Linked DNA regions of Homo sapiens: all the other regions are linked to region 1. A link is a loop called in an ENCODE intact Hi-C map of the cell type or tissue named here. Cell type or tissue: chondrocyte. All regions are shown on one strand.

Evidence for each region. Peaks named below come from ENCODE experiments on the same cell type or tissue, not always from the same donor. Only the 100,000 strongest peaks of a DNase experiment are listed, where the experiment ranks them.
Region 2: it touches region 1 in a loop (4-fold over the local background); 7 of 110 quality-filtered maps call a loop at or near these places.
Region 3: it touches region 1 in a loop (5-fold over the local background); 14 of 110 quality-filtered maps call a loop at or near these places.

Annotation. Positions count from the first base shown.
Region 1 is chr6:2,099,661-2,107,660 of GRCh38, forward strand. The region is part of intron 4 of GMDS (GDP-mannose 4,6-dehydratase); the gene reads right to left. Among named protein-coding and RNA genes, the nearest start is that of GMDS, 140 kb to the right of the region's middle. In chondrocyte, CTCF peaks have their summits at 4,811 and 5,017; no DNase peak of the experiment used is centred here.
Region 2 is chr6:2,692,559-2,700,558 of GRCh38, forward strand. It overlaps MYLK4 (myosin light chain kinase family member 4), which reads right to left. Exons shown (of 13, transcript NM_001012418.5): 3 at 226-301. Among named protein-coding and RNA genes, the nearest start is that of MYLK4, 54 kb to the right of the region's middle. In chondrocyte, CTCF peaks have their summits at 3,100 (motif pointing left) and 3,312; no DNase peak of the experiment used is centred here.
Region 3 is chr6:1,620,022-1,628,021 of GRCh38, forward strand. It overlaps GMDS (GDP-mannose 4,6-dehydratase), which reads right to left. Exons shown (of 11, transcript NM_001500.4): 10 at 4,451-4,519; 11 at 3,785-4,210. The coding sequence ends at 4,148. Among named protein-coding and RNA genes, the nearest start is that of FOXC1, 14 kb to the left of the region's middle. RefSeq lists an enhancer at 4,467-4,576. In chondrocyte, CTCF peaks have their summits at 3,597 (motif pointing right), 3,812 and 5,348; a DNase peak (open chromatin) is centred at 4,228.

The sequences.
Region 1 (8,000 bases):
CATTTAACTTTAATTTATACTTTCTGACAAAATAGAATATAATGCCTTTTCCATCCCAGAATTTCCACTATTCTGCATTAAGTTTTTAAAAAGGTGCAAGATAACTTTATATAAAGTTTTAAATATTTCTTGAGAAAAACCATTATATGCTAATATCTGACAATTGTTTCTCCCAAAAAGTATGATTTTTAAAAGAAACTGAACTTTTCATCCTTAGGTTTTATTAACACTGATGTTTTCATTAGACAGGACATGTAATTTATATTGATAAGCACAATACCACTTCAAAAACAAATTGGACAATCATGAAATTTTGGGGTTGTAGGAGATCTTGGAGAACATACAGCATAACTCTTACCTGTTTCCCAAAGCCTCACATCCTATTTTACAGATGGGAAAACTGAGGCCCAGAGAGACTATGTGTCTTCCTCACAGGTTTGTTTTACATGATTATAAAAATTCTGACAAGATTAATTCCCTTAATTTCACATGACAAAGAAAAAGTACCCTGTGCTAGTTAGAATTTAGAAGGTTTTATATTTCAATATACCAATCAAAAATATAAATCAATGAGGCTTAAATCACAGAATTACAATTAAAATTGGGTTAAAGAAATGTAAATAAATTGCCAATATAGTGAAATCGTCATTCCATGTGTTAACCCTATAGTTATCTTTTGGATTTATTACAAATTCCTATGAGATAAATAACTTCTAAGTTTTCAAAAGGTGGCCACATCTGTGTTCTTCTAATGTCCTAAACATTACAACAATTAATATTTTTATCATTACACTGATGTTTCAATAAGATACCTCTATATGCAACCAACTATTTTATTTTATAAAGCTGTACTAGAAAGGTCTAACGTCACAATACAATGTAAATAAACTACAGATTATTCCGTAAAATATTTTGTATGTGGCAACAAACATATGCCTTTAAGTTTGACTAATACAAATGGAAGACTATTAATAAAAACTAAATGACAGCAACAAAATCTATATCACTGACGAGTCAAGATAGTATACATAGCATCAGATCATAGAGCTAATGTTAAAAAAACTCAAACATGTGATAGGGGCACTACACAAAATGTCATGTGCTAACATCTGGAATTAAGATTACTTACAGTGGAAAAAATAAAACGTCCCCGAAAAGTGAAGGCACGCATTAAATCTTGGCACTCTTTTTATAGTTGTTTTACATATAGAAATGTAATTCTTACAAAGAACTAATTTCACTAAAGGTTACAATTGTACTAGTATTTTCTGTAAGAATGCAAGAAAATGAGTAAGATTAGTCAAAACTCTGTTAACTTCTATGTTATTATGAAAGATATTGCAATTTTTGTATTAAACATTTCATGTGCCTATGACCTGACATTACTGAGATTTTTTTTTTAAAAAGTGAGCATTTAAGTGTCAAAATTTTACTGAAAAGTTTTTACTGAAAGTACTAATTTAGTATGTAATTTATGTTACATTATAAAAAACAGTTTTTTACTGGCTAGGAACTAAAAATCTCTGACCAGATAAGGGTTTAACCGGGATGTTTCTGTTGTAGTTAAAACACATCTTTTCCCAAGTGATAGAACTTGGGAAAGTTCTTAGGAAATTCTTTCATAAGTAGCATGGTAAAAAAACACTAAAAAAACAAAAAACAAAAAAAAGAGAGAAAATAAAAAATGAAATTTCAGTAAAGCTTTTCAGAAGAAAAAACACAAGAAAAAGGGACAAACTAATATTTCACACATTGGAAATCCAGTAACTGCTTTATGGATTAGTCTCTGGATCCTGTGCCAACAAAGTTGCACCACCAAGAATCATCATCATGTAAGATGGTTCAACCTGATAAGTGGAATCCCCAGTTAGAAACTGAGAGAAAGAGAAAAGAATCTCCCACGAAATGAGAGAAAGTATATCAAATCTATCTGAAACCATTCCTCAAGAAAGACGAAATATGAGCAATACATTTATGAACTTATGTGTTTATCTAAAATAAAGACACAAACTGTGGGGGAAAAAAGGCAATTAAATTTAGCGCCAAAATTGAACTTTAGGGCATTTATATTACACAAATTTTTCCACTAACCATTAACACTTCATTGAAAAACAATGGCCACATGAGAAAACATACTTCGTGATTACATGCAATCATCTATCAATTTAAATAATTTTCAAAGTATCTATATATGTTTAAATATTTTACATCAGATAAAAGAAAGGACAATTTGGACATAAAGGAAAATCTAAGTATCATAAGCACAAAACTTTGGTATTTTAACCTCAAACAACAGTGTGCGCTCTAGTTTATTAATCAACAGGAATGCTACTTAATTAACCATGTGAAAGTTAAAGTAAGTAAGAAAGACAAACAAGGCAAGTATTACTTAAGCTATTATTATACTACACTGGAAATTTTTCAAATATCTAAGATTTTGTAAGATGTAGTCACGTAAACAAATGTAAAGCCATCATAAATTAAAATTGGTTATAAAATGCCAATAAAACATTGAAGTCCCCTATAATTCATACAAAATCTGTTTTTAGACTTTAAAAAGGGCATCAAAAACTATAAAGTGTATCATTTTTAAAAGCCCATTTAAAAATTATAAGCAAATTGAAAAAAATGTTATTAATTATCCAACATTTAATTATTCATGCAAAATATTTATAAAATATTGTCAAGGAAAATAAATGTTCTAGTGCTAATATGAAGAAAATTAATATGCTGGTTTTTAAAAAAAGTTTTAAAACAATATTCTTCAGTTAGTAAGCAACACAAATCACTTAGATTTGCCTGCTTGAGACACGATTCTTTTGAAACCAAGCAATTGAAGGAAATGGTGTTGCAATACTGTCCGTTTAATGAAAACCGTGGCAGTGAAAAGGTCACATAAATAATCTGCACGATGTTATTGCATTAAGAAAGTCACAGTCTAAATCTAATGCCTGCCAAAGAGGGGCTAAAAGTGTAAAAGAAAAAGTACGCAGTCACCTGCAAAACATATTATATTCTGATTAAAAGCTGTTTTTAAACAACCTTTTAATCTAAAACCCATTTGCTATCTCAAAAATGACCTATAAAGAAATGTTTATGTAATTGTGACTAATTCAATTATCTTACACCCTGGTTTTAAGAAATATATGATAATGAAAGTTCAACTTATAAAATTCCATTTAATTAAATTAAAAATTCACAAAATTGCAAGATTATGTGTTTAGACATCAGAATTTTCTTTGTCCTTGTTTTCAAACCGCCTACACTACTAAAAATATTAGGGTAACACAGATAATATCTGTGCATACAAACTGAAGTTAACACAGTAGACTGCTTAAAACAGAAAAACTACATACATATCTTCTTTTTCTACTGATATGACAGAGTATAACCAATTAATCATTAATAAGTAACAAGCAACAGCCAGAATATGTTTAATGCTTCATTAAAACAACATTGAGGCCCATTACAGTACACAGCGTACGATGCTGGAAACCACCTTATACCCTCGCAAACCGCATTCCCTTCTAACCTCATTTGGGGGAAGCAGCTAGAGGATGAATGGCAATATGCTCTCAAGTAAGCTTTTATTAAGTATGAGAAATAAATTATATTAAGTGTTATTTTTTGAACTCAGAAATGAGGGAAGGGGTTGTTAAGATATCAAATTTACTAAGAAAATAATTATGTCAGAAATAACGTTGCTGTCACAAGAGAGACTTGCCAGATACTGCTTTTAAGCACGTTGTTATACACACCTTTAGAATAAATTTTGTGACCCAGAGATTAGTCTGTGGTACTAAAATTCCTGAGAGTAGACCAGAAAAAAAATAGAGGGTAGGAGAAATGTTTTCCTAAACAATGTTAGCATTACTCTAGTGGCATTAAGAAGCCCTTATTTCGTTTATAATTAGTAAGATACTGAGGTGATGGGATTGTTAAGGACATGTTACAAATTGCTTTTCTACAACTCACTTCCGAATCTCAGTTTCTACTAAATATGATTCTACTTCATTAGATCCTCATGACTGTGATCTCACCAAATGCAATTCTAAAACTTGAAAATTACCTTGGAAATTTGTGAGAAGCCACAGAAAGGTCCTCGGAAGCACACACATATTAAATATTAATTATAATGATGACTGTCATCTTTTATAGTGATTATGTCATTATTTAGGAATGTTAATTAAGACATAAAATGACTTGTTAATAGCAAATGCATTCTTAAGCAATATATTTGTGCTTGTGCACTTAACAGCAAACCCAGTATGGGGACTGAACCATAATAGACTACAGTTCTATTTTCTAAAATGCTGACATTTGAGCAAACGTTCCCAGGGAATGTTTGCCTGATTCGTGGACTGACATTTCCTCTTTGTAACTTGCTTAACTAAAGAGGAGACATGCAGGCCAAACTCCACAGTGCCCGCAGGCAGCAGGCTATTGCTTGCCGCTGCAACTTGTGCGTGGTTTCTCTTTTACTTCCCTCTGGCCCTACTGCCCCTCAGCCCTTCACTGTCTCTTTATTTTGACATGCATATTATCTTAGCTGATTTCAATCATCTTACAGGAGTGGATGACATACCTTAAAAGATTAAGCTTCCCCACCTGGGATTTGTCCAGAAATTCAGTGTATTACAGCTTCTCAGAGCCTTCTTCGTTCTCCTATATTCTTGTGTTATCAATAGTAGCTTTCTTTCTTATTTTATGTTTAAGTATGAGACACAGGCAGCTATGCTGATGGAGTCAGTTTGTACTGTCACTCATCTTTCACTACAACTGCAAGGTTCACTTCCTTTGTCTAATTCTTTGCTGCCATCTATGTGTATAAAAGAGCACAACATTCTTAAACACACCAGAAACTTCCTCAGTTTCAAAAACAATCATGTCTCTAATCTAGAGGGATGAAGAAGGAAGCTTTAGGGATAATTTGCTTCCCTACACAAACGTAAAGCTTATTGGAAATTTCCATTTCTTTCTCTGTGAAGCAAATTTATAAAACTGAAAAATGACTGAAGTTACATTATTTAACATAATATTATTGAACATAACCAATAGATTTTTTCCATTATTGCTGCTGATAAATTTTAATTTGGCAAATTTGATGAACTTATGCTTGAAAAACAAAAGTTGAAATTTTAAGTCACTTAAGTAAATAATTCCAATAAGATAAATTAATTTTTGCTAAATTGCAATCTAAATATCTTGCCAAATGATAGAGTGAAATGATCACTAAACCTAACCGGGTGCGGTGGCTCACGCCTATAATCCCAGCACTTTGGGAGGCTGAGGCGGGCAGATCACAAAGTCAGGAGATCGAGACCATCCTGGCTAACATGGTGAAACCCCGTCTCTACCAAAAACACAAAAAATTAGCCAGGTGTGGTGGCAGGCACCTGTAGTCCCAGCGACTCGGGAGGCTGAGGCTGGAGAATGGCGTGAACCCGGGAGGCGGAGCTTGCAGTGAGCGGAGATCACGCCACTGCACTCCAGCCTGGGTGACAGAGCGAGACTCCGTCTCAAAAAAAAAAAAAAAAAAAAAAAGAAATGATCACTAAACCAAAACACTTTCCTAATATTTAATATAAAGCAAATGCAAAGCAAACAGATGAAAAAATTATTTACACACATTATGTAAACAACCAATAACTCAAATATTGTGACATAATAATCGACTAACTTCTGTCAAATATTCAAACACTTCTTCTCTAGGGAAGATGGAGAAATGTATCAGACCACACTAAAGAGCCTCTCAGCCTCCCCTTTAGGACTGACCATACTGGCTCTGAATTGTCCTAAGATAAGTTAGTGTCAAACAAACAAATAGAAAGGCACTCTAGTGTGAGCCATATGGGAATGTTACAACAAACAAAAAAACCCTGTCCCCTACACCATGTAACAATTAATCCATGCACTCAGGGTAAAGACTGGTTATTTACCATCAGTACTAATAATGTGGGTTGACAGTCTTGAAGAATGTCCTAAAAGGTTTATTTTGTCAATACCACTAATTTCTAAAAGACTTTACTGTTATATACTAAAAAAATAAAAACCTGGCACCAATGAAATATATGGAATGGGAGTAGAAAAGAAACTCAGGAACAGGTTTTTTTACCCTGATATACCAAACAGCATAAGAAGTGCGAAACTGCTGCCTCTTCTCTATCAGCTCCCATTTAGAATAACTGCATAATTGCTATCAACACAATACTCCTCTTCTCTGGCAAACATTTCACTTTAATTATCAACACTAGAACCGTACACAAGTTGAGCTAACCTTTCAGGGTGCAACATTTTCTAAAGAATCAGTCTCTTAACGATAAACTGTTAACGGAGCTGTAACATGCCAAACCAAGGCTTGATGTGCGGTTTCTTATAAATAAAGCAAATCTAAATTCGCTGTGGATTACACTTTAAATTAACATTTCCAAACTAGGAACATACTCTGCCATTTTTCAAAGAGTAAAAGTGATACCTACTAATCACTCATCTTCGATCTTAGACATTTTTCAAAAAATAGAAATCTGATACATTCAAACCATTTTCATATGATTTATTTCTTGCTGGCACTGGTAAGGTATCCAATTAATGATTTACAGTACAAAGTAGCAGAAAAAATTCTTACGCATTACATTTTTTGAACTAGAAAAGATTTCATTTTATTTTACCGTACTAACTTTAAGGATCCAACTTTAACAAGGCAAATTTTATAAACTCCGCCATATGTAAGGATAAAGTAGAAATCATATTTAATATCAAGCTTTACTATGTATTTTAAAAGAGGTATTAAGTCTAATTTTTTTAAATATACATACAAATTTTGGGGGCGGGGGAGATACATTATGGTATTAAACAAAGTATCATTTATGTCTTCACCTTAATTTATGTAAATTACATACTGTAATCTAATCAAGAATCCTGGCTGGGCAAGGTGGCTCATACCTGTAATCCTAGCACTTTGGGAGGCCAAGGCAGGTGGATCACCTGAGGTCAGGAGATGGAGACCGGCCTGGCCAACATGGTGAAACCCTGTCTCTACTAAAAATACAAAAATTAGCTGAGCGTGGTGGTGGGCACCTGTAATCACAGCTACTCGGGAGGCTGAGGCAGGAGAATTGCTTCAACTCAGGAGACAGAGATTGCAGTGAGCCAATATGGTGCCACTGCACTCCAGCCTGGGCGACAGAGCGAGACTCTGTCTCAAAAAAAGAAAAAAAAAAGGAAAAGTTTTACTCACAGTGTATTTACTAACTTACTCTTTACCCACCATTTTTATAAATAGCATCTAGAAATTAATATTGTGGTAAATATGTTCATTTAGCTATTTGTATTAATTTTAGCTTAATATATATAAAATAATGTTGCAATACTAAAATAATGCTACTCTGGATTTTATTTAGTAAACAAGCCACTATTTATAAACACATTAAGGGTGAAAAACCCAACAAGCATAGCTTTGTGTGGTCCACTAATTAATTATGAGCAAAATTCCAAACATTATTAGCTGTTATCAAAATTACAATACCACCTAGCTCTAATAAAACAGAACAATCTGTTTGAACAGGGAGAGGAGAACTTTCATAGAGTGTTCTCTCTCATATAAATTCTTAATGGACTATAAAGGACTTTTTAAGTGGTTTTAGATTTGAATTCAATTGCTCAAATCTACAACAGGCTTCCAAGAAGAATCTGAGCCAGATGACACACAGGCACCCACCAACAGCATACACTCCTGCCTACCCTGATGAATACAAAGTCAAACATGCTCAACTTCTTCCTAAGAACCATGGGAATAAACTAGTCATATTTACAATCGTGGTGTTTATTCATTATAAACCTAAACATGAAATTATAAAATGAAAAAGGTTTCGTATTGCAATTTTGCGCTGTAACAAATAAAAGTGGTTACAAACTGTATTAAGTTATCACGGGGGCTGTGTCCACACAGGTGAAGGGACAACAGGACTGATCAGAAAGAAATGGGAGCTTGTAGAACAAAA
Region 2 (8,000 bases), 590 kb after region 1:
TAGAAGGAAATATGACCAATTGGGTTCCAAAAGATTTTCTTGTTTGTAACTAGTAAGACCCAAACACAAGCAAAAAAAAAAAAAGGGGGGGGGGGGCATTTTTTTATAAACATCACTTCTTCCTGCACAGGGCTTTATGAATGTGCAACTTCCTCTGAATAACAACAGGACTTTTATAACGGAACTTTCTTCATCCATAACTATCTACTTTTCTAAAGATGTTACCTGCGAGGGCTGATGTCCTTTTGCTTTTGACGGGCATCCTTTCCGTCAGGTCGGCGTTTGACCACACCTCCTTCGCCTGTGGAGGCACAATTGAGTAATTGAAGTTACATATCACATCTGGGCTTTTCAACCTCAGCACTCCTGACACTTGCGCTGGATGATTCCGTGTGGTGGGGAATGTCACGAGCATTACAGGACAGCAGCATCACTGGCCTCTATCCACCAGATGCCAGTAGCACCCTCCCTCCCAGTTGTGATGACCAAAAAGGTCTCCAGAGATCTATAAATGGGGAGCAAAATCACCCGTCACCCCAGGCTGAAAACTACTATATTATATGATTCAAACATAGAAAAAAGCCCAGTAAAATTAATAGTAATGTAGAGGGCAGAACAGTCTGAATTAATGAAAGCCTGTATAGACTACAGTATCTGAAATGAGCTCACTATTTTCAAAGAAATTCTGTAAAACTGTCATTATGGGAAAAAGCCCATCTTCATGAATAGATGAAAGGATGTTAATAATGTGTGCATCACCCTTGACCTCTGTGTAAGTTGTCTTGATATGGTTGACATATAAATCAAATAGAAATGAGAGGATACATGTGAATGGGCTCTGTAAACCAGAGAGTAGGAGATGAAAGTCAGCTTTATAAATGGAACCTTTACAGTGCTTAGAACAGATGGCCCTTTTCCTAAGTGGATAAACATTCTTCTCACAGTCCTGGAGTATCTGAATTAGTTGAGCAAACCGTTAGCTAATGTACCCCATATAAAAGGGAAACATTAGCCCAATCCACCCAAATTATCACAACTTCTAAAGTTTTGCATTATAAATTAATGACATTGTGTGGATGTCCAAAAAAAGTATTTATTTCCCCTTTGAAACACAACATAATCTGCCTTCAGCTGATTTGCAAGCATGAAACACCATGTAAGTTCAGAGCACAGATATCAAGACAAATTGCAAATGTGCTTTTTTTTTTTTTTTTTTGAGATGGAGTTTCGCTCTTGTTGCCCAGGCTGGAGTGCAATGGCGCAATCTCAGCTCACTGCAACCTCCAACTCCCGGGTTCAGGCGATTCTCCTGCCTCAGCCTCCTGAGTAGCTGGGACTACAGGCATGTACCACCATGCCTGGCTAATTTTTTGTATTTTCAGTAGAGACGGGGTTTTGCCACATTTGCCAGACTGGTCTTGGACTCCTGACCTCAGTTGATCCGCCTGCCCCGGCCTCCCAAAGTGCTGGGATTACAGGTGTGAGCCAACATGTCCGGCTGCAAATGTGCTTTTACACAATGCAGGGGGCAGCTCCATGGATTCAGAGTATTTCCGTTTTTTAGATGGTGAACTTAAAACATAAAGGCATGTTTAGTAAATCTGTGGAAAGCCAAGGCTGGAAGTGAGAGCTTCAGAGTTTCTCTTTAAGTGAAAGTCCAGAGACGGCACTTGCCTACTTTTCCCTCTGCAGGGACAATGGGCTGCCGCCTCTTCAAACAAAGCTGATTGCTCCCTCCTCTGTGCTTGCACAGAACTCAGCACATATCCCCACCCCTGGTGTCCCTTATAACACTTTAAGCCTTTTTTCCTGTCAATTTCCCACTAGACTGTGGACTTCCAGTGGGCAAAAAGACTGGTTCATCTTTGACTCCCTGGTGATTACTTCAGAGACCAGTACGTAGTGATGATGATGATGATGATGGTAGTGGTCATGGTGGTGGTGGTGGTGGTGGCGGTGGTGGTGGTGGTGGTAGTAGTGTTGGTTGTGGTGGTAGTCGTGGTGGTAGTGGTAGTGCTGCTGGTGGTGGTGGTGGTGGTGGTGGTGATGATTGTAGTGGTGATGGCGGTTGTAGTGGTGATGGTGACGGTCATGGTGATGATGGTGGTAGTGGTGACAGCTACCATGTATTGTGCACACACATTATGTACCACTCTTCTAAGCACTTTGTTTAACTGGTTGCTCCTGCTAACAGCCCTTTAAGATAGATACTATTAGCCCCATCGTACAAATGAAGTTGGGTAATTTCCCAAGGTTATAAAGTTTAGAAATGGTAGAGCTAGGATTCTGACCCAGCTGTCTACTTCAGCCAGTGCACCTAACTACCACCCTATACTGTCTTTCTGGGGAAAAAAAAAGATAGAAAGACTATAGCCAAGTTACATGATTCCTATTTATTGAGATCTACTACATAGTTGGCACCACAGGAGATAAGAAAAATGATTAAGAGAGAAGGTCATAAATCAAAAACAAATTAGCAGAGTGAAGAGATAAATATTTGTCGAAAGATTACAATTAACATGGAAGAGAAGCAAAAAAAGGAGAGAATTTAAGTCCAATTTTGAAAGCATATATCCAAATTAGTCGAATAAGACAGTTTAACAAATTGTGTTTAAGGTGTTTTATAACTGTCTTTCAGTTCTTCCCTTTTGAAATGAAAACTTCTGGTGTATCAATAGACATTGTGCTTCTGGGTTTATTCTGTGTGGCATGAATGCAATGATATAAGCATACGTGGATTTAATAATGAAAACTGGTATGTATCAGTCAATTTCTACTCATAAAAGTATATAAAATTGAGCAGCTGGCTGTAAGACTCCATGGAGCACTGATAGATCCACGTTTGCCCCTGAGGCCATCTGAGTATCAGGTGGAAAAGTCCACATGCTAACCCAATATTCTTTGGGTTCGGAGTTGGACTTGACCAACAGGAGAAGCTGTCAGTATTGAGGAATATAAGAAGCCAGCTTCCAAGAGAGGTTGCTTTTTTCTTTAGTAATTATATATCACATATGTTTTTCCATTTAAATAATGTAAGAAGGCCTTTATTCATTGCCAAAGGCTGTTATAGTTTCATTTCCCTATGTAATACTGACATCTAGAGGAACTTTGAACCGAAGAGTTTCCAACAAACAGAAGTTGTATTCTCCTGTCCTTTCCAGGACAGACGCTGTATTTCTCCTTTTCTTTTCAGGACTGCAACCAAAAATATGAAACATTTTTACTTTGTATTTCTAAGTTATGCCTAGAAGTTGCTAAAATAGAAAGCTCAAGTTTGTAGATACACCTTGTTTATTGTCCAAAAATGAAACATGTCTTCTACCGATTAAAGAGCACAGGACCAGTGCTCTTAAGCATTAAGTTTCTGACCCAATCCTGACCATCCCCAGTTAATGGGATGAAAACCATGTCAGTGACTATATTCCTCTGCTGAATTCACATCGATGGCTGGGATGAACCTAAGGACCTCTTTCATGCAAATTCACTTAAAAATATTTCTATATTTGCATATGGATTTCTTTGGAACTATTTACCAATTCCTTTTATAATAATTTATCAGTGGATGTAGAATGACACAGGGAAGAAAGGCTAAGTGGTCCAGATGTCCAAGTATTCAAAACACAGCTTAGCTCTCTCCACTCTGTCTGGCTTCCTAGACTGGTCTCGTAAGTGGGATATACGTACCCAGGGAGTGTCCATAGTAGTCCTTTGGAGGGTATCAAGGACATGCTAGAACTCATTTCAATTTATTCCATTCCTTATGGATTGAATGTATCCCCCCCGACGATATACGCACACAAATTCATATATTAAAATCCTAACCCTCATGGTGATGCTATTAAAAGGTAGGGCCTTCGAAGGTGACTAGGTCATGATTGGAGAGTCCTCATGAATGGGATTAGTGCCCTTATAAGAACCAAAATGAAAGTTTGCTCACTCTTTATGGGGAGAAGCCCACTACACACTAGTAACGGGGCCCTCGCCAGGCCCTGGATCTGCCAGCAGCCTGATTTGGGACTTCTCAGCCCCCAGAACTGTGAGAAATAAATGTTTGTTGTTTAAACCACCCAGTCCAGAATAATTTGCTATAGCAGCCCAAGCTAAGACACCATTCTTTTAACATTTATATTTTACATATGTTTTTAAAAATATATTGATACAATTGGACACATATAAAAGTATCTCTGACATATTAAATGTTATTTATAAAAATAAAAGTGCAGCCAGGCGCAGTGGCTCACACCTGTAATCTCAACACTTTGGGAGGCCGAGGTGGGCAGATCATGTGGTCAGGAGTTTGAGACCAGCCCGGCCAACATAGTGAAACTCCATCTCTACTAAAAATACAAAAATTAGCTGGGCCTGGTGGTGCACACCTGTAGTCCCAGCTATCAGGAGGCTGAGGCAAGAGAATTGCTTGAACCCTGGAGGCGGAGGTTGCCGTGAGTCAAGATTACGCCACTGCACTCCAGCCTTGGCAACAGAGAGAGACTCCGTCTCAAAAATAAAATAAAATGAAATAAAATAAAATAAAATGCATGTAGTGGTTATCAATGTATATAATTATAAATAAATATATCGCGGAGTGCTTTAAAATATTTTACTGATGGCAGCACAAAATCAAAATAATTTGGAGACAATTGTAGATAACACCGTGCTTCACACTCTGATTTTCTGAAGTGTGTTTTGGAGCAGGATCATTCTAATTAGTCGGTTTGAGTGCAAGAACATAATTAGAACTATCAGCTCAATTCTTGCAAACTCTTTTTCTCCTTCTGCAAAGTACTGCTTTTAAGAGTTCAGTATTCATCGCTTGCGTGCCAGTTTTGATTATTTAAGCAATTTCAAGTCAGCACTTTATCCTCTTTTCTCCGTTAACCATTACATTTACTGCCATAGGATCCAGATTTGAACAGCAGGGCGGCATCGGTCCACAGGCGTGTGCCGGCTACCTGGGCATGAGTGCGCTCTCGCCCTGCGTCACAGACCTGTCCCAGTACTACATCAAAACCCTACTTTTCCTGAGAGTGGCGGAATAGCTGAAAGGGAAATTCATTCAACTGAACAACATCGTCTAATCCTTCTTTCATTCCCATTCAATAAAAATCATTTAAAAAATCAATGGTAAAACGGATTTGTCCTTGAAAGAACATAAAGGCTGAGATAAGGGCTGCTCCTCTGGACCTCAACAATGCCACCATCGTTTTCCGTGTTACTGCAGCGTTCTCAATGTGTCTGTCTGCCCGCTGGCATACGGACCCTTCTCTTCCCCTTCGTTTCCCCAGCACCGAACAGAGGGTAAAGTTCTGAAGTGCTTGGTGAAGCAATGCGTGATGAAGAAAACAGTGCTTTCTGGAATGGCACGTTCACTGTGAGAACACTCTGTCATCAGGCTGCACCCCTGAAAAGCCAGGCTGCCCTGGGGGCCATCTCAGATGCATCCCTGCCACGGTGGCTCATATCCACAGCCCTGAATTTACATAGCCGATGGCCAGCAATATCAACGGCCATGCATTTTGGGATTACAGTTGCTGCAGAAAATTGTGTTCATAACATAACATATAGAGAATTCCTGGTTCTTTTTAAAACTGTTGCAAACAGGCCAGATAGAAGAATGGAGGAGAACAAATATTTGTAATAATTTGTAGCTGTGACCCACAGCCTGGACTCTGATGGTGGCAGGTAGATGTTAGAGGTCGGCCACCCTGTCCTACAGCTCTGTCCTCTACTGCCAGGCTCAAGTGTTGGTCTTTTCAAACCTCCTCAGCTCTGAACGTATCACCCACATGGCCTTTCTACAACAAGGGGGTTATCAGGATAAGAAAACTCGGAAGTGTATTTAAATTCTAAAAGTTCAGTGTGAAAAAGGAATAGCCTAATGGAATAAATCTGACCAGTCCTGGGCTCCGCAGAGTCTTTTCTTGCTAGCAGAGGACGCTGGGTCATGTACCCTGAATAACAGTTTTGCATATTACTGTTTGTGGAAATGCCAAGATGAACAATTTTTGGCCATTTTACCTAAGTTCTAGAAATATCTAAACAAAAGTATAACAATTTATAATGACTTTATTAAACTTGGATTAGATTCCTAATGGGGGAGAGAACAATAAATAAATCCTACAAGAATACAAAGAGATGAATTTTCAGAAGAAATATGAAAACATTTTCTTGCCTGAGCATAGAAGATACTTCTAGAGATTGTTTGTAAAGCAAATCTATTTCCCTTCAACCTCAGCACACACTCAAACTCTCCATGTATGAAGCGAGAAAACCCTGAAGTCCTGGGTGATAAAAGGAATTCTCACTAAGCAAAGCCTGTTTCATGGTCTGTGGGGACTGGCATGGCTCAAGGCAGGACAGAAACTGACTGACCAAATCCAGAAAGGGAAAGTGTTCACCTGTTCTCAGAACTCAGTAAGTGGATCCTCCCCAGGCTGCTGATGACATCAGGTGGAGTCAGTCACCTGAGAAAATAACCCCGCCAGGAAAATTAAAGCCTTTCCATGCACCCACAATTATGTGCACAGTGCTTCACTCGGAAGCCAAGTAAATGGGACCCTCCAAGTACATAGACCAAGAAAGAGCCTGAAGTTAAAGGTGTGGATTTAGGAAAGCCTAACTGGATCATCCACTGAATGAAGATGCACGGATAATTTTACTTTATTTTATTATAATATACATTGAGCTGTATCATAAGAGAAAGCATGCTACCACTTTTCTTTTCTTTTCTTTTTTTTTTTTTTTTTTTTTTGATATGGAGTCTCTCTCTGTCGCCCAGGCTGGAGTGCAGTGGCGCAATCTCGGTTCCCTGCAACCTCCATCTCCCGAGTTCAAGCAATTCTCTGCCTCAGCTTCTCCAGTAGCTGGGATTACAGGTGCCCCCTACCACACCTGGCTAATTTTTTTTTTTTTGTATTTTTAGTAGAGACAGGGTTTCACCATCTTGGCCAGGCTGGTCTTGAACTCCTGACCTCGTGATCCACCTGCCTCGGCCTCCCAAAGTGCTGGGATTACAGCTGTCAGCCACCATGCCCAGCTGCTACCATATTTAACAGCCTCTGCTAGCAAGAAAAGACCGTGTGGAGCCCAGGATGGTCAAATTTACTCCATCAGGCTATTCCTTATTGACATCAAAACTTTTTATAAATATACTTCCAAGTTTTCTTATCCTGATAACTCCCTTGTTGTAGAAAGGGTTATATGTTCGGAGCTGAGGAGGTTTGAAAAGATCAGCGCTTGAGCCTGGTGGTAGAGGACAGAACTGTAAGATGGGGTGGCCAACCCCTAACATCTACTGGCCACCATGGGGGTCCAGGCTGTGGGTCACAGCTACAAATTATTACAAATATTCTCTCTCCTCCATTCTTCTATCCAGCCTGTCTGTGTAAATTTTAAAAACAACCACTTAAAATGAACAAATTAAGAATCTTCACCTACCTATGTGGCCACAGTGAGTAGTTCGATAACACAGATTTTATTTTCCCCCATCTTATACCCATTGGATGTGCTGACACCTTATAATGAGTCTGATATTGTTATTTTCTTCCCACTGCCACCTTACCTGTCCTCCCCACAGAGAAAACGCTGAGTCCTCTGACTTGAGGCCGCTCTTTCTTTCCCTCTCAAACTCGCATTGCTCACCCTGCCGCCCCACCACCCCACCTGTTTTTGTTATCCAAACTGTTCTAAGTTCTAATATGTGGCTCTCAACCATCTGGGGATGTTGGACACTATTAATGCCTGGGTCCTCCCCTGAAGATTCTGATAAACTGGGTCTTGAGTGGGGCCAGAACACCAGTGTTTTTTAACCCACCCACACCCCAGGGATTGTAAAGTACTAAAAGGGAGGGGACCCACTTCCTCTGTCGCCTCCGGTCACTCTGGCCTTTGTTCTGAGGCCTTCTTACCAGCCAGGCTCCCTCTGGTCACAGATTGGAGCAATTATAACAACACTGGAATCCCTCTTCCTCCCCCCGATAAGCAAGGTCTTTGATCCTATC
Region 3 (8,000 bases), 480 kb before region 1:
GAGGCCAGGGCTGCCGACGGCGAGAGGATACTTTGAGGAACACGGTGCTTCAGTCCCGCCCCCGCTCTCCGCCCGAGCTGGAGGTTGGGGCGCGCTGAGCCGCAGCGCCTGGACAAGTGCGCGGGCCGGAGCCGCCCAGGCCTGCACCCGGGGGCTCGCGGCCGACGCATGCGCACGCGCGGTGGCGGGTCTGCAGGCCCGAAGGCCCGGCCCCTCCCTCAAACCCGGAGCGGGGAAGCCCAGGGGCTGAGAGCCTCGGCCCGGGTCGCAGGAGCTGGGGAGCGGGGACGCGGGCAGGCTAGGTCTTCCCACCTGCCGTCGGGGCTCCTCCCCGCAGCAGCAAAGGGGTCCCAGTGCCCGTGGCAGTGCATGCCCCAGCGGACACGCTGGCTCCCAAATTCAGAGATCAGAGGGGCGGCTGAGAACGGGGCGTCCGCTGTGTGTGACCCCTGACCGTGGAGGAAGGGCGGGAGCCGGGAGTAGGCGGTGGGGCCCGGGGTCAGGCCGCGGTCGTCGGCTCCCGGCAAAGGCGCTCTGGCCGGGGAAGGGGGCGAGGGTGGGCGGCCGGCCTCTGCCGTCGTAGTCATACCTGGGACGTTGAAATGGGCTTTGGGGATAGAGCTCACTCCCAGCGCGCCCCACAGGAGAAGCCCGCAGCTCAGGCCTGGGCCGTGCAGACCGCTGGGCGGGCTCGGGGCCCGAGGAGAGCAACACGGCGCGAGGTCCAGTCGCGAGTAATAACCCCGACAGCACGGCCCCTCGAAGACGTGTTCCGGGCACCGGGGTTGTGAGCGGGGGAGCCTCGGGCCTTGGGCCCGCTTGGCACGGGGCGGGGGCGCCTCCTCCAACTCCTGGAGATCAGGCCCAGACCCCGGGTGTTCTCAGGGGACACACTGTGGACGGTGGACCAGTTCCTAGCGCCGTTTTGTCCCCCATTGCCCCTGCTGCTTGTTAAAAGTATTAGCGACCCCCGTGATGGCAATCCACAATTTTTGGAGGGTGCGGGTGGCATGTACGGACGTGAAGGTCTCTTTGTGAGGCACGTCCACGCACACACAGGGACACTCATTTTGTAAAACCTAGATGGGCGCTGCCACCACCCCTCCATGCCACCCGCGTACCAATCAAGGATGCAGGTTGTAGAAAACACCTGGACGTGTGTGGGCTGCACCTTAAAACAGAATTCACCCAGTAGGCACTCCCAAATCCAAATAAAGTGCGTAGGGTGCTTTGAGACTTGGGGGGAGGGGTGTTAAAAAGTTACTTGTAAACAATACATTTAAGGTTATTTTCAAGTGAATGTTTAAAGTGCTGCCTGCTCCAAGCTCTAATAACACATTAGTGCGATAATAACACTCCTTGCATCTGCCAGGAGCCCTCCAACTGGCTGCCAGAGGTTCCACGAGGTTCGCGGTGGTTGGTGTAGGCGAAGGCTACTAAAAGGGGCGAAAAAGAACCCAAAGCCATGCCTGTGGGGTTTGCCAGCGCCGACCCGCTCCTCGCCAGCGCCCGCGGCCAAGCGGACCCGGCCTTCCGAAGGAGCCATCTTGCGCGCAGCAGCAGCAGCGGCTGAGCCTGAGCCCCTAAACAGCTGCAGAGGTGTGACAGGTTTATTATGCTGGGCCTAGCTCGCTCGCAATTCCTTAAAGACAAAGGGCAGCAGAGAGAGCCCGCGACGGGGCCTGGCCTACCCGGGTTCCACGCACCTCCTGCACAAACTCGGGCAAGATTGCTTTGCCATGGTATGTGAGTTTAACTGAAGGTTTAACTTTCTCAGTTTTTCCTTAAAAATATCAAGGTGGAAGATGTTTTGTAACATTTGAAACCAACAGCCAAAGTCTGGCAGAGCAGGAAAAAATAAGTTTACTGAAATTTAATTGAGATTTAAGATAGAAGAAACCCTGTAATAAGAATTGTCTTGAAGGATGTCCAAATGAATTTCTCTCATAGCACAGAAATAGATAAAAAATGCCGAAGTAAATCGATTCTCCTTTTCTCCTTTTAAACCACATACACCAGGAAGCCAAATGAACTCCCGCTCCTTCCATTACTCAGGGTGCAGGAGCAGTGAGAAGGTTGCAACCAAAAATACTTTTTAGTTTCCTTCAAACATGGATGCTGCCATCCGTTTGGAGAAGTAGAATTCAACATCATGGCTCAACTGGAGCTGCATAAACCCCTGCCTAGAATCTCTCCTGATTCTAGGTGTCCAAACAAGCAACACTGAATTAAACAGGGCCATGGCAAGCCTGAGGGCCCCTGGAATAGTCTCTCCTGGGTGTGGGAAGGGAGGTTCCGGTGGTCAGAGGAGAGGGGGTGCCTGCCCATCAGGGTCAAGGCTAAGAGGAATGTGACTCTTTGTGAGATTTGTTGGAGGATGTGTGTGACAGTGGGTTTGGGAGTTGGGTTTGCAAGTGTTTGTGAGAATGTGTGACTGTGAGATGGCATGTTTGTGGAGTGTATGTGCACTTGTGAATGGATGTGCATGGATGTTTGTGTTCGAGCCAATGTGTGAGTATGTATCTGTGTGTGTGCCCACTATCCCGCCCAGGCTGAGGCCCGGCCTCCCAGCAACCATGTGTTTCCAATTAGCAGCATCCCGCCTGGGAGTGCAGAGAAGGCGAGTCCTGGGACAGCTTCTGAGGAGCGGGTGGGCTAGCTCAGGCCCCCCAGTTCTGCTCCATCGAGGGCGAGGCCGCCCGGCCAGCAAGCTTTCACAGCAACTGGGCAGCCACACAAAGAGCCCTCTCTCCTGCGCCAGTCGTTGGAGACTCGGTCCTCCCCCAGATCATAAACCTGCCTGTGAAGACGTTCAGAAATAGTTTACCCGCACTCACACACACATGTGCAAAGGCTGGAATTCCATTTGCTATAAAGTTTTATTTTATTTTGCTTGGAAGGGGAGTGAGGGGGAGAAGTGTCCTGACCTAATTTGTTCTAGGGCAAAATACTGTATTTCATGTGGAGGTATACACCTGTACATGAATCCTTGCTTGCTGCCTGTGGGTGTCCTGCACATGTGTGCGTCAGCCTACCTGTAGCTGTACACCATACACAGCTCAGGAGCACACACCTGTGGTCTTACCCAGGCCACCTAAATGATGCATGCAAACAAACCAGATCCAGAGATCTGAGGCTGAGCCTTAAACCTTTTTATTATAGCTTCAAATTAACGCTGATGTCGTTCAAGTGCATAGCACAATGTCTGGCATGTATTAGGCACTTAACATAAATGGCTGAATGAATACATTAAACTGAGATTTAAAAAGTGACCTAGTAGTCATAAGAAGAGGCTGCAAATAAGCACTGTGTAAAAGATTCTAGACCACAAGGAAAGGCACAGGCTCAGAGACCTCTAGGTAACTTGGTGGCTTTGCCATGGAATGTTCCAACAGTATTTGCTTACCTTCAAGTTTCTTCTTCTGACCCCCCTCTATTTCTCAAGACTTCTTTTTCAGATGGGTGAGAGCCCTTGGGTTCTAATTATAGTCAGCAGAGACCAGCCAGGGTGTGAATTCCTCCCTTCTGCAGGAACTAGGTTTCCAGAGTGACTTGTCACCAGGAGGGGGAAAGAAATGTCCCAGGCAAAGACTAAGGAGGAGGCTCGCCGGAGCACCCCCGCCCCCCTTAGCCTTGCAGGAGTCCTCCCACCAAGGGCTTTCTCAAAACAGGGCAAGGCCTGACCACAGCGATCTCATTCCAAGGCCTGGATTGTGGGGTTGTTTGGGGACCCCTATAGCCGTGTTCATAACTTGGGAGAAAACATCCACACTGACCCTGTGAATGCTAGTTCACAGAAAGACCATTTTTAATATGAAAAGAGAAAAACAATTTGAAGGCCCCACAATTTGTTGTGTAACAACATAATTTCAAGTAAAGTGAATGTGATTAAAACATCTTGATTTCACAAAGCCATTCAGAGGAGGCTTCGACAAACGCAAAGCGACCCAAACCCTGGAGGGTCACATCCCGGCTGCTACAAACCTCGGCGGGGCGGCCCCGCTCTTGCGGCCGGGACAGCGCAGCGGCAGCAGGGGCCGCAGGGGACCCGCAGATTGGCACGCCGCTCCCCATCCCCGCAGCGCGTCTGCACCGGAGACTCTGCGGGGATTGTAGCCGGAGGGCGGGCCGGGCTCCGAGGCGCTGCTCAGGCATTGGGGTTTGTCCTCATGAGCTCCACGTCGGCGTGCACCATCTCCCTCACCAGCTCCTGCAACACAGGGGTGGGCGTGAGGGAGGAGCTTCTGCCACTCTCTCCTGGTGACACCCCACCCCGGGTGTCGGCCCCAGAGAGGCCTCCGCGTCCCTCGTTCCAGCTCCCCTCACTTCTCCCGCACCCCGCCTTCCGGGCTTTGGGCATCGCAGGCGCCTCAGGCGCCCGACCCTGAGAGCTGCCGCCCTGCAGCCCGGGGCCCCGCAGCGGGCGGCGTGCGCCCTAAGAGATACTCACATCGAAAGCGACCCGGGGCTTCCAGTTCAGCTTCTGTTTCGCTTTGGTGCAGTCGCCCTGCAGAAAGTCCTAGGGAAGAAGAGGGGGAGACGAAGCAGGCGTGGGTCGTGGGGGTGGGGGCAGCAGGTCCCGAGCCCCGGGAACTCCCACCGTTCCGCTCCCTCTGGGCGCACAAGGCTCCGGGTTTCCCTGCTTTCGGTCCCTGCTGTGCGCGTTCAGTTGCGGCTCTCGGCGCCGTAAATCACTAGGTCGCGGTTAAGAATGTGCTGTGCGGACCCGTGAGGACCGTGACCGCGATCCACCCCCAGCTACCTCCACACCTCTTCTCCCCAAGGCGTCCCTTGGGCTCTTAATGCTTTTTTTTTTTTTTTTTTTTTTTTTTTATAACATGAAGTTGTCAGGGACGCTCCTATGAGAACTGTTTGGAATTGCTGCACTTCTCTGGCTAGGAGGGAAGTGAGTAAATCACCAGGCGCCCCTCCCAGCTGCCCGTGTCCCTGCGCCGCTCAGCTCCTGCCGCAGGGCTGGCCGCGCCAAGCGCGCGTCCTACCCAAAGCCACCAGCCCCGCGGGGAAGGGACTCGGGCTGTGGGGCGCGAGGCCCCAGGACTCGGGGACCCCTCTACCTCGGCGGCAGCGTGCGACCCTCTTTCTAACGCGGCCGTGGATGTTTCTTCCCGGGCCGCAGCCAAGCGCGGTTCTTCCTGGGCGGTGGCTTTGGGCTTTTCGTACCCACAGTCAAGTCAGTTCACGTCGCCTCCCGCACACACGCGTTCATAAAACGAAACTGGAGTTTCACGAAGCAATTCTTAGGCTTAGCGTCCAGGAACGCTGTAGACGGTCTATTCTATTCTACCCCTATTCTACTCGGTTCGATTCTGTTCCTAAGAAAATGCCGATCTCGACCCACTTGTACTTCCACGAGCGGAGCTGCAGCCAGCAGCTCTGCAGGACCCCGCACTGCCCGCCACCGTCCCCTCTGGCAGTGCCTTCCTCCTCCCGCTTTCCCCAACTGCTCCACTCGAGGAAACAAGGGCATTTCATCTCCATCGACTTAAGAGGCTTCCCTGGAAGGAAGGCTGGCTAAAAGAAAACCAGCGGAGAAGAACTTAATCCTGCTCTCAGCCCCTACTCACCAATGTCTTTCTTACAGCTCTGTGAAGACTGACTGACATGAAGGTTGAGATGAGAATTTCAAGATGAATTACAAAATAGGAAAGAAGGAAGAAAGGAGGAAAGGAGAAAGGGAGGAAAGAAAGGAGGGAAGAAAGAAAAAAGACTTTGAGATACATAATTGCTAGAAGTGAGATAAATATTTAGCTTTTGCATACACAAATGTACTCGTCAAATAACACATCAGATGTGATTCCTCGAAATAAACCGAACGCAAAGGCCGTACGAAAATAGCCGATCTTTAAAGGTGAGAAATACTCGATCATTCTATTTCAGCTACATACAAATTAAAGAACAGCCTAAAAGGAGTTTCATCGTGTGAAAGTAACAGCCAGTCAAGCTGCCACTGAAAGCCTTTCCTGCTTATTTTCTTCAGACTTCCCTGAAACTTGGCAGGTGGGGAATTTGTTCTAGATTCATGATGGTCGAGAGGGCAGGGGTGGGACCTGCTTTGCCCTGGGTTTGGAGCTCACCTTCTCTGCTGAGCCTTCTAGAGCAGAGGCTGTCTGGATCCTGCTGAATGTCTGCACCGTGGGCTTGCAATGGGGCTGCAGCAGTACACGCAGCGACTCTCGCTGTCGTTCTCATCATCCATCACTACTTTTTCAAACGCTTTGCATTTCGCAATACACTGAAGTACCAGTTTCCTCCCCAGAGTGTTAATAGTACTAAAACAAGTTATTTCTGCTGGCCCTAAAAGTCCATATACAGATTCTTCAGGAAAAGTAGAATACAAAAAGTAGTAATTAGCAATTTAACATAGCGCTACAAGGAAATAGCAATATAAGCAGAAAAACGAAGTAATTTATTTTTCTTTCCCCTCCCTAAATAAACTTGTATATATTTCTACAGGCTTCTATTTTGCTATAAGCGTCACACAAAGATACTCATTCTTTTTCCCCAGAGGAAGCTGTGCAATGTGGAGTCATGCAGCCCATCCCTCCCCTCTCTCAATCCTATAGCGGCTAGACGGTGTGGAGAAACATGGTTATTGTTTAATCACATCACACTGGCTGTAAATCAACCAGCACGACATAGGATGCATTTCATGGCTGTGAACTCATAGTCAGCAAAACCCTAAAACCCAGTTTGGCTTCAAATAATCTTGGTAGGCTTGGGAAATGGAGCTTTGTATTGTAATTATGTTTCCTGTAGTTTTCTACAAGTAGCTCACAATATAAAAACAACCAGGGAACTACAATTAAGGAAAAAGAAAAATGTTTTTCAAAGGCTTAGAAACAGACCTTGCTACCATACACTGTAAAAGTATTTCATTGAAACCAGAGACGCACCCAGTTAAACTTCTCAATTTAGTTTTGAGCCTAGCTCCAATACTGCAGTCTAGCTGCTTCCTTTAACCTTCTGCCAAGGCTCTGTCTCCCTGAAATTTAATTAGACCAAGAGACCTTGGGAAGAAAAAGGATGAGGTCCCCTCAGAACAAAACATTGGCTCTCTATGCCAGCTGTTCCTAGGCTGACATCTGGACTGGGCAGTAAGCTTATGTTCCAATCAACTTTTAAGGAAAGACTACGAGCATCCCAGCTTGTTTTACACTTAACTGTTCCTGAAGGAATTTCTTACTTCTTCCCATTGTGTCATTTATAGAAAAGATATAGTCAATGGTTCATCCTGCAAGGTTCTAGGCACAGGACATACTTAAAGGGTGGCGTGGGGAGGGCCTGTGTGGGAAAGCGCACACAGCTCTAGAAGGAGAGCAAGGATGTGGATTCCCTTCCTTAAATAAGGCTTCCTCTGGGCTGAGAAGGAATTAGGTGGTGGCAAATGCTCATACAACGGGGTCCAAACTGCTGTGCTCAGATACAGAACTGTGAGGAGTGAGAGGGGAGCGTGGGCCATGATACACGTCCCTTTAATCTTTACCTCCCTCTTAAAGATTTTTGAACTTCCACAAATCCCCTCCAATAGGGTATAATCAGCTCCTAAGGACAAGAGAGAAGAATGAGCTTATCTACTGTGCTCTTTTCTTCTTTTTTGACAGTTCGTTTCCTTCATTATACATATGCTTACAGCCTTAGTATGACAATGGGGGCAAAAGCTGAATTAAAGTGATGATTTTATGTACAGCTTCCCAAAAGGACTTCCACCAGTGCAACTGGGTGGTCTGGAGCTTTTCTTGAAAAAAGAGAAAATAAAGCTTTGAGAAAAATTTAAAGTATTTCTATGTGAATATGACATTTCCTGAACTCTGGCTTCTGGTGTCTTCACTGTTTTCATTGCTATTCCTTAGGTGAACTATACGGTTTCAATATGTAATTTATAATTGTCAAATTCAATTAGGTTTCACTGAGCATTTCACAGCAGCAAAACAGCAGGAGCAATGTCTCCGTCCACACAGCCCTCCAGATTTCTGACTCAC